Regions from separate parts of the Homo sapiens genome. Here region 2 is linked to region 1. A link is an interaction called in ENCODE POLR2A ChIA-PET data of the cell type or tissue named here. Cell type or tissue: MCF 10A. All regions are shown on one strand. Links, peaks and the distances in the headings refer to the core of each region. The heading gives the core; the rest is flanking DNA.

What was found. Peaks named below come from ENCODE experiments on the same cell type or tissue, not always from the same donor. Only the 100,000 strongest peaks of a DNase experiment are listed, where the experiment ranks them.
Region 2: POLR2A ChIA-PET joins it to region 1 with 5 read pairs; 9 of 35 experiments call an interaction of 5 or more read pairs at or near these places.

The regions. Positions count from the first base shown.
Region 1 is chrX:150,989,626-150,992,540 of GRCh38, forward strand. HMGB3 (high mobility group box 3) reads left to right here. Exons shown (of 5, transcript NM_005342.4): 5 at 1-1,146. Among named protein-coding and RNA genes, the nearest start is that of HMGB3, 7.7 kb to the left of the region's middle. In MCF 10A, for the core only: no CTCF peak of the experiment used is centred there; a DNase peak (open chromatin) is centred at 1,526.
Region 2 is chrX:150,763,871-150,766,785 of GRCh38, forward strand. MTMR1 (myotubularin related protein 1) reads left to right here. Exons shown (of 16, transcript NM_001306144.3): 16 at 1-1,238. It overlaps CD99L2 (CD99 molecule like 2), which reads right to left. Exons shown (of 11, transcript NM_031462.4): 11 at 2,466-2,915. Among named protein-coding and RNA genes, the nearest start is that of MTMR1, 72 kb to the left of the region's middle. In MCF 10A, for the core only: no CTCF peak of the experiment used is centred there; no DNase peak of the experiment used is centred there.

The DNA.
Region 1 (2,915 bases), core at 277-2,776:
GCTGATGTGTATATACATCATTACTGTCCGTAGCAATGAAGGATACAGTACTGTGTTGTGGGTGAGTGTTGCTATTGCCCAGCATTAATATTTGGGTGTGTATGTTTGAGGCTATGAAACACGCAGGAGTGTTTTTGTGCTATTAATTTTAAGAGAAAGCAGCTTTTTCTTAAAATTCACTGTTGAGAAACTTGCATGTCTGGAGGCGGTGTCCTCTCCGCCCTGTCGGGTCCTGGATGAGTACGAGTTATGGTCACGGTCACAGCCTGATCTCTTATGTGTTCATAGCCATTCGCTCTCCCATCAGAACTGTTTGTCCTGAATGTGTTCCTCTAGTTCTAGAAAATGACCACTAATTTAAAAAACTCGGTTGTGAGGTTTGCCCAGAGGCACTTGTTCCAGAATTTCCCCTCCTGCTTCAGCCATGTCCTTGTCACTTGGCATTCTAAGCTAAAGCTTTAGCTTCCCAATTCGTGATGTGCTAGGCCAAGATTCGGGAGCTGTTGCCAGCCTCGTCAAATATGGAAGAGAAACAACCTGCGGTCAAAAGGGAGTGATTTGTTAAGTGGTGCGCGTCTATCTCATAACTAGATGTACCAACCAGGGAAGGGCCAAGGATGGAAAGGGGTAACTTTTGTGCTTCCAAAGTAGCTAAGCAGAAGTGGGGGAGCAGTTTAGCCAGATGATCTTTGATTAGGCAAACATTGAGTTTTAAAGAGGCTGTCAAGTTGAGGCCACTTGGTCCATTAGCTGGGGCAGCAAGATCACTACTCAACGTTTTCACACTGTGGCAAGATTGCTCTTCTAGTGGAATAATGCCCTAGTTTCTCTGAGATGATGTAAGTGGCATGATGTTACCTAAGGCTTAGGCTTAGCTTGATTTCTGGGCCCACTGTCTGTGTTCTTAAGATGCCAACCTGTTGCTTTTTTTTTTTTTTTCCCCCATTTAAAAGGATAGTACCTACTCCCTCTAACCACCTCACCCCATTCTTGAATGACATTTTATCCTTCGGAAAGAACAAGGCTGTGATGTAGTGACTATTGTCTGTGTCTCCTGTGTGTGTCTGTTCTTGTCACAAATGTATTTGGGGACGTTGGATGCATTCATTTTCTGTAATAAAGTTTCTTAATCACTCTTCCCAAAAAGTAATCAGTGGGCTGTCTGCGATCTGTCTGAGATACTGAACCTCTGTACTTTTGGTTGATTATCATCAAGGTTTTAGAAGTGCAAACTTTGTGGTAACCATAGATCTGAACTACTAACATTTAGTGGAATGATACCATCAAAATGACTTAAGTGTTAAGGACTCCAAAGCCCCAAGATCAACCTCCTGGCCCGAGGCATAAGGGGGAGTTGGCTCTGAAGCCCTGGACCAGGATAAATAGGCAATTTGCAGGATGCTAACGAGCTACTATTTGATAAAGTGGTTGGGTACTTGTAATCAGCCAGCCCTGCCCACAGGGCTCCTCGAGGCCAAGGGTCTGGGCTTAGTTGGCTGACTCAGCCATGCCCAACAAGGAGTTCTGGAGGAGAGCCACAGGGACCGCTTGCTGTTCTTGGCTCCCAGCTCAGTTTTCTGTGGAGCCCAAGGCTACCTGGTAAGGAAAGGCCATTGAGCCAGCTTGGCGGCCCCAAGCTTCCCTTACTGCTTCAACCAGAGCAGCCTCCCACCCTGTTTTATATGTTGGGCATCCTACGATTTCAGCTTTCAAAAGAAGCTGGGATACCATATCAATAAAAGGAAAAAGACACACATGATCATCTCAATAGACACAAAAACCTTGACAAACACTTTCATGATAAAAACAAGGGTAGAAGGGAACTTCCTCAACCTGATATAGGACGTTTAGGAAAACCCATGGGTTTATTCATGATTGTACTAGAAGTTCTAGCCAGGGCAATTAGGCAAAAGAAAAAGAAAACATCCAGACTGAAATTGAGAAGACAAAGCTATGTCTATTTGTAGATGATATGACCTTGTATACAGATAACCGTAAGGAATCTCCAAATAAAACTGCTAGAAAAATGAATTGATCATCTGCAGTATACAAGATTAACATACAAAAACTAGTATTTCTATATACCAGCCATGAACAATCTGAAACTAAGAAAACATTCTCTTAAATATCTACAATAACATCAAAAAGAATAAAATATTTAGGAATGAACAATATAAGTGCAAAACTTACATGGGGAAAAGTACAAAACATTAAAGACCTAAGGAAATAGACATTCCACGTTCATGAATGGGAAGGTTTAATATTGTTAAGATGGCAATACTCCTGAAATTGATCTAGAACGCAATCTCTATTAGAATCCCAGCTGGCTTCCTCTAGTAGAAATCAGGCTGATTCTAAATGTCATATAGAAATTCAAGAGATGCAGGAGATACCCAGATCAATCTTGAAAACAGTTGGAGGATTCACATTTCTTGATTTCAAAACTACTTTATTAAAACTTTTTTTTTTTTTTTGAGACAGAGTCTTGCTCTGTTGTCCAGGCTATTGTGCAGTGGCACAATCACAGCTCATTGCAGCTTCAACCTCCCAGGCTCAAGGCATCCTTCCACCTCATCCTCCCAGGTAACTGGGACTACAAGTAGCACCACCGCACCTGGCTAATTTAATTTCTTTTAGAGGCAGGGTCTCACTGTGTTGCCCAGGCTGGTCACAAACTCCTGGACTCGATCCTCCTGCCTCGACCTCCCAAAGTGTAGGGATTACAGCACACCTGTAAGCCACTGCACCTGGCCTGATTTGAAAACTTACAACAAAGCCAGGTGCAGTGGCTCATGCCCGTAATCCCAGCACTTTGGGAGGCCGAGGCAGGTGGGTCACTTAAGGTCAAGTGTTCAAGACCAGCCTGGCCAACATGATGAAACCCCATCTCTACTAAAAATACAAAAAAAAAAAAA
Region 2 (2,915 bases), core at 126-2,625, 230 kb before region 1:
TGACTCCGTCGGTTCTCGCAGGAATTAACTAACTTACCAATTGGTTCAATCCACTTGAGCGCCATAGCTCTGAGCTCCTCTGTGTGACATGCCACAGATGACTATTGCACACCTGGGTCCTGCCCCAGCAGGCCATGCCCCTCCCATGTGCCGTGCCTGTTGCTGCAGCTGCCCCCCCACCCCGCCACTGGCTGCAGGAATTCAGCCTTTAGAGGCAGAGGCAGCTGCAGCGGCCCCTGAGGTCAAACCCCAGTGTGACTGCATAGCAGTGTTAGCTGGTTGGTTTCAAACTACTGGATTCCAGGCAAAGGCCTACAGATTGACCTTATTATTTTTGAAAATATGTTAAGGGTTTTTTCGTAGAGAGAGAAAGAATGGATTTTTTTTTAACTGGGAACCTCCTGATTCTTACGGAAAATTATCCTTCTATAAGAAGATACCAGAGAGATTTATTCAAGGTAATTTGATAACCTAAAATCAATTCTCCATTTTTTATCATATGTGGGATTTGTTGCTAAGTCGTGTTCAACAATAGCTTTTATGTTCCTAACATATCTGAAAGCTTATTTATGAATGGATATACTGGATTATTGATATACTGATTTTTTTTTTAATGGGGACATTTGCCATTTTCTTCCCAGAAATATGTAATCCCCTGGCTGACTAGGACTGTTAAACATAGTGTGGACTGGATGATGCCTTCGACAAACCAGAGAAGCCAAGTTGGGGGGAGCTGGTGCCTGGAGTGGGCCCTGTGCACCTCACCTGGCGGAGGCTGGGGGGGGCTCTGTCAGCAGGACCCTAGAGGAGACTCTCATTCGATTTTAAAGAAGCACAACGGGTCATTTTCCTTTGTATGTTCCTAGCGCAGAACTGTTTCTAAAACAACTTGAAGTATAGTTTTGTTATCTAAGCAATTTTTGTTTTAAGTAAGTAAGTGTACTAGAATGCGAAGCCGTTATGGTTCAGGTTTTTAAAAACTGGTACAGTATTGTATTTGTCTCATCTGTTGCACTGTATTTCAATCATCTGTAATTAAAATGATCATATGTTTGCTCCCTGGTCTTTTTTAAGTAAGTAAGTAAGTATCTTAGTAGATTTTTCCTTTGAGGAAAATCGGTAATAAAATAACATGGATTGAATGTTTACTGTGCGTCAAGCACAGTTAATATATGATGATGTAAAGTAACTAACTTTATGTGATTTAATTCATTCAGTAAATTGTAAATGTATCATGAGTCTTAAGTAAGTAAGTAAGTAAGTAAGTAAGTATTTTGGCTGAAACAGGAAATACTGATTGATTGATTGATTGATTGATTGATGATTGTAAAGTCAGAAACGCCCTCAGCTCTAACCTTGAGAAAACGTGGACGACTTGGGGAAAGGTCTGGAGACACCTGAGAGGAGCCAGTCAGGGTGATGAGTCCTTCGCATGCAAGTGCAGTGCTCTCTAAGGCCTCAGACTGCCCCCACCCCAAAGGAAGGGGCGTTCACCTTTTCAGGGCCACGAAGGCCTGGATGAAATCACACCACCCCCTGTGCCCTCTGTGTGTTGTCGGTCTTCTTGTTAAGGGTGTGGGGTCCCTGTCCCTCTCCACACACGTTACTACTGAGTGAGCCAGAGAGCCCGGTATTCACTGGGCACAGAGGATGCCCAGGGGACTGCTTGCCAGCCAGCCTTCCCCAGCAGTGAGACCATAGCAGCTAGCCATGCAGAACTCCTGCACGAGACAGGCATATGGTGGTCTCGGGTTTGAGAGGACCTGATGCTATTATTTCACTAGAAGCCGAGGTTGGCAAAACAAAATGAAAAAACAAACAACCGACCTCCATGTTAAAACCCAGGGTCCACTGCATCTTGTTTGTTTTCATGCTGAAATGCCCTGAACTGAACTGTCGTCTTCTCAATTTGAAGCCAACATGCGAGCTGATGAGAAGGACATACTTCATCCCAAACGGGCCACTCTCCATGAGGCTGCAACAAGTGACGAGGTGCAGGGCTCCTTTCTCACCCAGCTTTCTGGTTGAAAAACAACTGCGCGTTAACTGGAACCTCCACTGGTTACCAGCCTGCTTGGAAGGCGGCAGAGCAGTCGACTTGGGATTTGTGAGCCTGGGACTTTTTGCTGCTTCCAGGCCCCGGACTGCGCAACCCATGTAGCCCGGGAGCGGCCCCGCAGCACTCTGCTCCTGCCTCTGCCCTCTCTAACCCCAGGACATTGGTCGCTCCACATCCCCTGGCCTTAGCTGCTTGTACGGTGAGGAGTCACCCTTGGAAGTCCTGACACTGAGCCAGTCACTGAGGGGTAAATGCAAGAATTCTAAGCTTCTCGAGAAATACCTTCAGCTGGGGGCGGGGCGGGGGGAGGGGGAGGAGGGCAGCTCTGCATCATAAATTACTTACTTTAGGGAAAAGTGGCAACACTTGACCAAGGGCGTGCCTTAACACCATCAGAAGACAAGAATCTGCTCGGTGCCATTTTATTTAATGCAAACACTAGACAGTTTACAAGTCACACCTGGACACAAGCACGTGAACAGATGTACAGGGAATTCTGGAATTTTGAGATCAGTCCCCATTTCTTCCTCAGGGCCCTGGCACTGAACCCCAGCCCCTGTCCCAGAGCCTCCCCTCTGGGTCCCACCCCAGAAGCCACGCACACCTCCTTCCGCCCAGCTTTATCTTTCCTTGAGCTGTGACTTCACCCAGCATGTGCTCAGAGTTGTTACAAATTTTCTCTGCCAAATTAAGCTGATAGAGATTGGCCACTTTCAACCAGTCCTTTCAGTCCACTGTGTCTCCCCTCTCGCTTGGGACAGGCCCATGCTGGCCAGTGCAACCTTCAGATAGACACATGGTGACCAGAGCCCGCCAGGCTTCTGCAGGTGGCAGTGTCGAGCAAGTGTAAGATGTC